Regions from separate parts of the Mus musculus genome. Here region 2 is linked to region 1. Evidence: chromatin loops called from intact Hi-C (ENCODE). Cell type or tissue: gastrocnemius. All regions are shown on one strand. Each heading gives the region's core, and the rest is flanking DNA. Links, peaks and the distances in the headings are about the cores only. Region 1 overlaps Gm40287 (a long non-coding RNA gene). Region 2 holds the start of Mir6387 (microRNA 6387).

What was found. A loop is a pair of places that touch in the nucleus more often than their neighbours do. Peaks named below come from ENCODE experiments on the same cell type or tissue, not always from the same donor. Only the 100,000 strongest peaks of a DNase experiment are listed, where the experiment ranks them.
Region 2: it touches region 1 in a loop (2.4-fold over the local background); 6 of 42 quality-filtered maps call a loop at or near these places.

The regions. Positions count from the first base shown.
Region 1 is chr12:15,701,725-15,707,107 of GRCm38, forward strand. Gm40287 (a long non-coding RNA gene) reads left to right here. Exons shown (of 6, transcript XR_872503.1): 2 at 1,281-1,555. Among named protein-coding and RNA genes, the nearest start is that of Mir6387, 97 kb to the right of the region's middle. In gastrocnemius, for the core only: no CTCF peak of the experiment used is centred there; a DNase peak (open chromatin) is centred at 2,980; H3K4me3 peaks cover 351 bases; H3K27ac peaks cover 1,319 bases.
Region 2 is chr12:15,798,332-15,803,714 of GRCm38, forward strand. The region is part of intron 2 of Trib2 (tribbles pseudokinase 2); the gene reads right to left. It overlaps Mir6387 (microRNA 6387), which reads right to left and starts at 2,770; the gene lies at 2,663-2,770. In gastrocnemius, for the core only: no CTCF peak of the experiment used is centred there; DNase peaks (open chromatin) are centred at 2,085, 2,466, 2,830 and 3,094; H3K4me3 peaks cover 1,321 bases; H3K27ac peaks cover 4,681 bases.

The sequences.
Region 1 (5,383 bases), core at 119-5,118:
CAAATTACTTGAACTCTCTGAAGTGTGTGTGGGGGGGGGGGGGAGGGTGTCTGTGTCTGTGTGTCTATGTGCAGGACCTGAACTCAGGTCACTAGACTTGACATCAAATATATGGGGGTGGGGGGAGGAAAGGCGAGGAGAGGAAAAGAATGACAACGAGAGGAAAGGGAGATAAAGGATAGGAGAGCAATAGAGACAGAAGCAGAGACAGAGACAGACAAGAGACAGAATAGAGACAGACAGAGAGAGAAAAAAGGAAAGTAGAAAAGGAGGAAGATAGATGGTTGCCGGCTCCTTGCCTGCAGGTCCAGACAAGAGGAGAGAGATCCTGGTCCCTCCAGGGTCTCTCTGGGGCTGAGCAGATGGCAAGTATCCAGGCCCAAAAGAAACACACCAAGGAAGGAGTCTTGTCAAAGCAAAACTCAACTCTATGACATCAAACTCTCCTTTATATAAGTTCAGAACATAGGGAGGGGGTTTTGGTGGGGTAAGATGACATAGGAGGTGGGGAAGGATGACGGAGGGTATGGAGTGACTGACAGGGCCAATGGCAAAGCTCTACATCAGCAATGGCAGGGCAGAGGTGGGGCTAAACAGGTCTTGCTGAGTCACCCTGATAAGGAAGTGACTGAGACAGGTCACAAAACTAGAGCCAGGCTTAGGCTCTCCCATGAGGCCACAGAAACTAGAGGTAGGCTCAGGTTTGTCCTCAAAGCCCAAACCAGGACCAAAATAGGGCCCAACAAATGGTGAGCCCCTGGTGGTGACAGTGGATGCTTGAAGGCTGCCTGGCACCAAGACTTGCCAAGACAGCAGTAACACAGATTTTGTCAACAAAGCACATTCAGATCTCAGGCTTCAATCTACACTTCAATCTCAGGACTCAAAAGGGAACTCAGTCATAAGGAGTTAGGGATTGGCAACCTCCATCACATGGTTATTTTATTGATGAACATAAAATGAAACCTAATGAGCTGTGGTTGAATCACCATCAGATACACAGGTTTGTGAGATGCTGAAATGCCACATGGAGAAAATGTAAGCTTTAGTTAATCAAGGAAAGTGATTGATACCCTCTGTTACCCAGAGATCATTGCTTTCCACATTTAAACCTTGTTAATTGTCTTGGGATGATGGAAGAATAGATGCTATTTGGAAAGAAAACATGAAGATTGGGACTTTGAATGCAGTGGCTGTGGGCATTTATGAGGAATCCTAGTGTGTTGGTGGATCTCACTGTGATGATGTAAAATTCACCAGGCATATCTCCATGCCCTCAGAATTTTGAGCTCATCGGATAGAAGAAAGAGCTCCTTGATGAAAATGAAGGAAGTTCTAGCTTTCTTCTGTACCTGGAAGACCTGGTGATCCATGATGAAGACTGAAGGAAGTAAAAGGGGAAGGGATTTGGAGTCAGGCGGATGGGGTTCAGCTTTCCCTGCAACTTCCTGCTTCCTTTGCTCAAAATGGCCTTGGGGAATTTGTGCTTCCCTCTCTGAACTTGACCTTCATCCTTAAAAATCAAACAATGAAACACCACAAGAATCTGTGAGAGGTAAGAAAGTACTTAACTCACTTGTTTGTTCCCAAGTGCTTAACCACTCTGAAAGGTGTGAATGAAATTCATTTTGACCCCTTTAAATTCCAAGCAGGATTTTCATGAGACAGTGAACTCTAATTTAATATATTTTTCTGTCTTCTTTTTTAAAAAAAAAAAAGTCTTTACAATTTTATTCATTTGTGTGTGTGTGTGTGTGTGTGTATGTGTGTGAATTAATTACATTAATTGATTGATTGGTGGGGCGTATGTGTACCATGGCACCCTTGTGGTCAGAGGACAACTTGCAGGGATGAGTTCTCTCTTTCTATTATGAGGGTTCCTAGAATTGAACTCAGGTCACTAGTCTGGGTAGTAAATAATACAGATTCTTTATGACACATGGCAATTCTAGACAATAATAATTACCTACTGAGGCTTTCTCTATAAGTGTGGATGTTGTATATCCATTTATGTTATGTATGTCCTTAATTGCTTAGCTGCCATGTTTATATGTTGTAATAAAAATGATTTAACAGGAGGAAAGGGAGCAGGATGCATGATTAGAAAGTAAAATGAAGAGTTGGAAATATTGACTTTTTAGTGGCAGAGGTTCTAAATGATGCTGGGAACCTCTAAGCCAATGACTTTATTATCCTGTATTTTAACATCCTTACCAGGTGGGGGAAAAGTCATTAACCAGGGATGTCTATAAGAATTCTGTATGTTACTCTTTTATCTAATTTTGTGCAAGGATTTTTTTCCCTCCATGCAGCAAATCAGGCACACTGAGGAGGTGAGTCCAGGTTTCATAGGAGCCTATGGTAGCCAAGGGGCTTACAGAGCACCTACTATGAACACATTTGCCAGCAAGGGAAGGTTATGGTCAGTTAGATTGCTTAGTTATCATGAAAGACCTACCAGGATGTTGTATATTAGGTAACTGAGTCTCTTCTAACTAATGTTCAGTCTGCGAGGTCCTCCTACACAACAACACCACAGACACATTTTTAATTTTATCAGCACCATGGATTTTTGTTTGTGGAGAATTAAGACCCTTCTCTTCAACACTGAACTAGGGTAAAGAAAAGGCAAGTATGGCAACAAAGCCACAGAAATATAAAGATGGACTCGACTCGGAGACCTGGTCACATGCAAGGAAGAAAACCAGAAGATAGAACTGGGGCAGGGAGGAGGAGGAGGAGCAGGAGGAGCAAGAGGAGGAGGAGGAGAACATGCAGACAGAGCACAAGCTGAAAGGGACCTTGAGTATTTTCAAATTAAGCTTGTCTTTTTTTCCCCATAATAACAGTTACTTCATATCCTCCTAAAGTTGGCATGTTTCTCTTGGGAAGATAAATCCTTTCTGGCAAGCTGGCTGCATTCTCGCTGAAGCAGGAAGCCCTAGTCATCATCCCATTATGCAATGCTGCGTCCGGCCAGTAATTGCCTATCTGACATGCTAGCCTCCCACATTCCTGAGATGCGTCCAGCAGAGGCAGGAGATGAGATTAGCGTGTGTTAGTGTATGTTTGCAGCTAGCCACCATTGCTCTTAGTCAGTGTGTCTTTCAGTCCCTATGTGCTGAATCAGGGACAAGGATTGTGGACCGTGGAAGACCTGCTCTGTCACAAGTGTTTGTCTCTAGGTAGAAATGCTTCCCTTTGGGAAAAGATGGAATTTCAGAGAGGATTGGCTTTGTTTTAAGCATATCTACCATCTATCTATCTATCTATCTATCTATCTATCTATCTATCTATACATACATACATATATACATACATACATAATGCATATGACAGATATATAGAGATATGAGACAGAGTGAGAATTTAATGGCTACAAAGCACCCAGAAAAAAATACCACGGCTAACCACATCATTATCCCTGTGTGAGGCTGTGCAGATTCAATTACTTGGCATATAGAGCACAAATAAAAGGTTAGGAACATAGAAATTGAGTTCTGCCACATACTATCTGTGTGACTGGAACTGTTTCTTTACTTTTTCTAAGTCTCATGTGTGCATTAGACAAAATAATAAGCACTCCACCAGTTAGTGCAATATGATGAGATCATGTGTATAAAAACCCTTGGACCATGTCTGCCTGTCAATACGTGCTGTTTATGTTTCCTGGATATATGTCAAGCATAGGTCAGGCTTTGTATTCCCAATCCTTCCCTCTCAGCCCCCAGCACAGCAGTGTTCTATGAGCACCCCTTCCAAGCAGAGACTGTGGGAAATAATTCTGTATCTCTAGCTTACCAAAGGGCTGGAGACACAGACAATCAGTGCATTTGTGCTAAATATTGATGGGAGGGAAGACAACGGGATGAGAGTGAAATACAGGGAAAAAGAGAGAAGGAGATGAAAATAGGAAGGTGAAAAGAAGGGGAGGGAAGGGGAAAGGAAAGATCGGAAGTAAAGAAGAGAGAAGAGGCAACGATAGAGGGAGGGAGGGACAGAGAGAGGGTGAGGGAATGAAGAAATGGACAGAGGAAGGAAAAGGAGAAGGGGAGGAAGGTAGTAGGGGAGGACAGAAGACTCAGAAGGATGGGGAGAAAGACAAAGAGACTTTAAGACTTCCAAAGTCAGTCAAGCCAGAGGGAGAATAAAGATCTTAATTTTTGTCTCCTGATTCTCCCCCAAAGAGTTGGTGTGTTGGCCCATTCTTCTTACCAGCTGAGTTTCTTCACTGGACCTTGTGTACCATTCTGTTTCTCCCCCCATGCTTTTACTTGCATGACTTCCACATCTATGGAGTTCTTCATCCCCATCCCTGTCTCTTCAAGTCCCTGCATCCATCAGTATTGTACATATCTTCTTTCTGGGTGCCTTTCTTGACCCAGTAGGCTATGTCATCACTAAGTTCAATCATTCTCCCTTTCTGCCTATTTCATGTCTGAATGTGCCTGCCCAAGTAATGTGCCATTACTGTGTGCGCCTCATAGCCAGAGTTCTTAAACATAATCTCCTGGTACAGACCATCCCCTCACTCTTGGGACTCAGACTCCTTATCTCTTGGTAGTTCAGACTGTGGACCTTTGACAACTGTCAAGGCATCCTGATGTTTGTCCAGATGTATACAAAGTGTATACCTGCACCGAGATATGACACTTGAAGATGTATCTTTCACAAATCAAATAGGGCACATTTTAAACCCTGCCTAACTTTACATTTGCTGTTTTGTTCTGTTCTTATCCTTCAGCTCCAGCCTTAGAAAAGAGCATTTCTGCCATTGCACTGTGTCTTAGAACCACTCTAACTTCACATTGCAAACTGTATGGCCAGAAACAATGAAATACATACATCCACCCTGGAGGTTAGAGTATGAAATCACAATGGCTTTGAGGCTGTTGTCTCTCTGAACTCCTCTAGGGAAGATTTCCTTGATTCTTCTGTTGGTTTTCTAGACATTTTGGCATCCACATTGCCTGCCACCCTGTCTGCACATTTGTCCCTTGGCACTCTATCCCCATGTGGCTCCTTTTTTTTTTTTTAATAAGGACACCAGTCACATTAAATGAAGAATCCTCCCCAGTCCAGAGTGACATCATATGCTTTAATTATACCTGCATCAGCCCAACTTCCAAATAAGGTCACATTCTGTTGTGCCCTCAGCTGACATGTCTTCTTTTTAAAGGCCGAATCATCTGGTGGATAACACTATATTGTACATACAAGCTAAGAAACTCAAGTGGTAGAGAAACTGCATCAGAAAAAAGAAGACAAGAACTGAAGACTAAATAAACTCAGAAACTATGAAGTAACTAGAATGGCTCTTAGGGCTCCTTTTTTGATTGGCAGCCAGCTAAGTGGCAAAGCAAGCTGAGAGGGTGTAACTGTC
Region 2 (5,383 bases), core at 62-5,061, 97 kb after region 1:
TCCTATTGTGCAACCACAGGAGCTACCCAGTGCCTCCAAGCCTGACCCTTTATCTCCTCTCAGGAACGGAGCTGTCTCTGCTTCTTTTTCCAGGACTGAGTTCAGGGAAGTGACCTTTGCAAACAGATTTCAGAGTAGACATGAATGAATAGACTTTTCCTGAAGTCTCCTAAACAGTCTGGGGGGTGATGAATTTCCCAGGCAAAGAAGTTGATTTCCATAAAAACCAACAAGAGCATCTGTGGACCTGGTGATTCAAATAGCCCACTAATCATTCAGGCATTTAAAAGACATTCAGGAGCACTTACTCTGATAGAACTCCCAAATTAGGCACTAGGGATGTGTCCATAACAAGCAAGGCCACAACCATCCCCTCTGTTTTGCTGAGGATTAAAGTAACTCAAGACAGGATATCCCAAAGAGCCCAGTGTAACAGAGCTGACTATAGCATGGTAGTAACTATACAGATCCAAATGTTCAACTGAGATTCCTGCTCTCAACCCCAGAGCTGAGCGGTGCAGACAGAGGAGCAAGTATAAATGCAAGGCTGGGCAGATGGGACCAGAGAAGATGCTGTGCCCACATTTTCCATTGGGACTTCTGTACTTGTTCACCCTTGCTTGAGATGCTCTTGCCTAGTATGTGGGTTAGCTCAGCCTTGTCTCTCAGATAATCAGGCTATCCATTATTGTGTTGGAGGAGACAGGGATGATTTATGACGAAAACATTTATGAAAGTGACATGGTGATAGGAGGGGGAGACAAGAACAATGGGGACTGAATAACTATAAACTCCAAGGAAGGCAGAAGCCTAGAACAGACCACATTGGACCAGGGAAGCTAGATCTCCCTGGGCCCACTTCTGCCTGTCTCTGGCTTGAGAAGGTAACAAGATGAGTTGCTTTAGACGTCACAGATAGACGATGCTCACAAGAGGGTAACCTGTGTACTCAATGATAGGCAACCTAGTGCCAGGCCTGTATCATCATAGCTCAGGGCCGAGTAGGGAAGCCAGAACTAGCAGAATTCTATTCCCCTCCCAGCGCCTGTGGGGCAGCAAGATCCCCCCTCAAAAACCAGGTCCCCTCACCCATCTCCAGCACAGGCCCCAAAGATCCTCCAACTACCAAATCCATTTCGCAAAGTAACCCAAGGCTCTTTCAATTGTTTCTCTCCCATGAAATATGATGTAATAACTACTATGAAAAGGGCTTTTCTAGCTTCTATATTCCTAATCATTCTGCAGCTGTCAGGCCGTTATGCTTCCTAGAGGACACCCTTACAATCACAATGCGATGATCTGAAAAGCAGCAGTACCCATGTAGCACAGACAAGAATCGCCAGACGCTGGGATTCAACAGCCTGCCTTTTTGTGTCTCATAAAAAAAAAAAAAGAAAGACTGGGCTTAGGCTATGCATGATTCCTATCAAATAAGGAAACAGAGGTGGGGAGAATTAAACACCCCAAGGCACACCCAAGCTAACTGAATCAGAAGCTCACCTGAATTCATGTCAGGAAGATTCGGGTGTCACTGTCCCCTCCCAGTACATCATGGTACCATGATCAAAAACTAAAGGTGCTGAAGATGTTTGCAAAGACATGGTGCTAAGTAGATGGAGACAGGGCTCTTCCAGTTTCAGATTTATCCTGTCCCAGATTTATTGACATACAAAGCCATCCTATGAGTTAACTCAGTGCCATATATAGTACATGGTGTAGATAGAGATGTAGAGATGGAAAGACCCATATACTTTCTAGATGAAAAAGGCTAAGCTATCAAAAGCTGAGGAGACTTGCTATCTGGCAAGTAAAAGCAGAGCTGGTATTCAAAAAAAAATTTTTTTTTACCCTCTATTATAGTGTCCTACCTATGACAACAAAAAGAAAGAACAAAAGGAGAGAGAGAGAGAAACCAGCCCCCAACAACAAACCATGTTTTGCTTTCAAACCCTTAAGCCTCACCCTGAGCTCCTGGCAGGAAGAAGAGAGGACAGGGTGGAACAGAGTGGAGCTCAGCCAGGAGTTCAGCAAAGTGGGCCTGACAGGGACAGGAAATCCGGGCGCAGATCATCCAGAGCTGCAGACTAGGTCAGCCTCAGGGTCCAGGGCAGACTAAGAGCCAAGAAGAAAAGATGGGCTACTGCCAGGCTGGCCTTACTCTGTTCCTGAAAGTGTACCCTCCATAATCAGGCCAACTGTGCAAGAAAAATCCCCACTATAGTGAGTCACAGAAGGTGCCCAGGAAAGAACCATCTAGCACTGTAGGTAGCATGGCTCAAACTCTGCAGCCCTACCAGACCTGGTCAGGCTGCTACATGGCACAAAACAGTCCTTCATTTAATCTTGTTTTAGGTATGTACAGATTTTTCCAGTAATCAACTGTGAGCCACTTCTGCTCCAGGGCCAGTATCAGTGGTTCTCCTGTCTGGAAGAGCTCACGACGGATGGCAGCTGGCCCACAGTCAAGAAAACCCTCCATGGTGCAAGACAGATGTCAAAAGGAAGGCAAATGCCAGGGAAGCTAAGCCACAGTATCTTGTACCAGCACACAACCCAGGACTGGTTGTTTGCACATATTGGATGCTCAAGACAATTGGAAAGACCCCAGCAGCTGAGAAAGGTAAAGGACCTGTCAAGACATGGCTAGGATGAGGAAGCCACTTGAGTAACACACCCACTGCAATGGAGCCTCCGGCATTGTGGGCACACCTCTGACTCACTGAGGCCACCGGATACACAAGGGAAGCCATTCCACCTGGAGTGTCATTCTACTGCTTGGAAGATTCCACAGAAACCACAGCTTGCAGCCCTCAGGGCTTCCTGACTCTTGTCACCATGGAAACAGACAGGGAAACCCGAGCTGGAACACAAAGCCACACTGATTCCCCATTCACCACTTGCTTCCTGCACTTAGAAGTGGCTCCTGAAGGATCTGTCCTACCCCAGAGCAATGGATTGATTCACGTCTCGGAAAAGCTTCTCCAGGATCGGTGCTTGTGAGCGAGCATGCCCTTTGGTTTTGACATTGTACCGCTCAGGCTGGGTATCTACCTGAAAGCTCCTCTCTAAGCCTTGGGCATTCCCTGGGCCAGAAGAGGATGCTTCCCCTGGCAGGCAGCCCAAAAACTAGGGATCCCTACAGATGGCTTAACCAACAAGTTCAGGGAACCAAAAAGTCTGGCCATGTTTTAGTATTGACGTGTTTCAGATGTAGAGAGTATAGCTTCCAGTCTCACTATCCCTGGTTGTCTTCCTTGTATACTTCTCGCCATTCGAATATGGTTCCAACAATTGGTCTAGAGAGTCCATTTGTGGGCTTCAGGTCAAGAACAAGATCAGGGAATGTATCCAAGGCCCTAGTCACCTGTCATTCTCATTACTGGTTCTCTAGATGAGCCCCACCCCACAACAGCTCTTCTGCCCCACCCCCACCCCCCTATCCCCAGGTGCCTCTTTGTTCCACACTCCAGCTGCTGAAATAGTGAACTGCCCGTCCCATTGTCTTTCCCATTCTGGGCTTTCTTTTACTGATGCTTGCCCCACCAACATCTAGCACTGCAAGCAGACAAAATAAATACTTAATAAACATTTGCGAGGACAGATGATTTCAGGATCTAAGCCCCGCTTCCTCCAACCCTAACATTCATATCTAGGATTCTTAAAGAATAATTAAGAGCTATGTCTGGAGCCCAGAGAAACTTCAAACAGATTGGACTTTTCCATTGGCTAGAGAAAACCCCACAAGGACTGGAAAAAGCACATTTGGAAAATGTTTCTATCCACTGCCTTCTATATCTGTTCAACACAGACAGGGATTTTTCTTATAATATGCATCTTCTTGGGTGTGAGGGACTATTGATACATCCATTTCACCAACTGTCACTCATTATATAATTAAAATGCTAAGTCCATATCATACAGTGCTGTGAAAGAAACAGAAGCCACCCATGGAGTAACAGGACTGCCTGTGGTTTTGCTTAATTGGTGGTACCATCCATAAATGTCAAAACTGCTTGGAAATCTGAGCTTCAGGTAGACACTGGGTGCTGGCTCCACTAAGTGTACACCTGTCTAACTGTGTCACAAGAGTCTTTCTAGGGAGTTGGGTTTGAGAGGCAGTATCTTACACATATGACATAAAGGACAGAACCTGAAGCTGCCATTATGTTTCACAGGGAAGACTTTACAGCTAGCTTCCCTGGCTTCAAAGCTTGCAGAAACCTGGCTGGAAAATAATGGGCCTCAACTTCCTTACCTGCAGATGTACAAAGTCTCTACTAGGTGGTTTTAAGTTTCATCAATTCACACATCGACAGACAGTATGAGCCAACAAGATGGTTCAGTGGTTAAGGCACTTTCTGCCAAGTCTAATGAATTGAGTTCAATCCCAAGAATCTGCATGGTATTAGGAGAGCACCGACTCCTACAAACTGTCCTCTGACTTCCATGCATGTGCCTCAGTATCCATGTGCCTGAATGCATACATGTGCACACTTGCATGCATGCACACACACACTCAGTAAACAAACAAACAAACAAACAAATAAAAGAGTAACTAAATTGAAATGAGTTGATTTAAGCACGGTAGTTAGGATAGAGTCATTCTGATCCATGTGGATCCTATAAAAACAAGACACTGGCTTCATTGGCATAATAGCCTCTAGAAGTGCCTAGCACATAACTGGTGCTTAACAAGTGTTCCTTGAATGAACAGGTGAGTCTCCAAGTTTCAGATTTATAAAGTGCAATCCCATAGACAGTGGCTGGAAGCAGGGATGGCATTGGCATCTTTCAGATCAGCCAGTGCAATAGGCTCAGTCCTGGGGGCTTTCCATACACCATCCCTAATTAATTACAGAGAAGACTAAGGAGGCAGAGGCATAAAGATCATTGCAGATTGGAGGCAAGCCAAGGTTACATAGCAAAACCCTTTTGGGGATGGGGGATGTTCAAAGTGCAGGAAAGATGGTTCAAAACTTAAGAGCACTTACTATTTTTGCAGAGGACCCATTTCGGTTTCTAGAACTCACTTGGGTTGCTCACAACCACCTGTAACTCTAGTTCCACTGGATCCAGTGTCCTCTCCTGGTCTCAGGGGATACACAAACACGTGTGGCAAAAACACATACACACACACACATACACACAGAGACAGACACTGGCACAGACATAGGCACACACACACACACACACACACACACACACAGGCACAGACAGGCACACACACACACACACACAAATAAAAATAAAAATAAGACTTATGAAAAATGAGAGAGGAAGCTGAGATCATAGGACAAAGTGGAAGAATTTAGTTTCTCACCACTGTGCCAACTTCCTACTTTCCTAGGTCCTCAGACACTCCCATCAGTTGAAGGACTAAGTC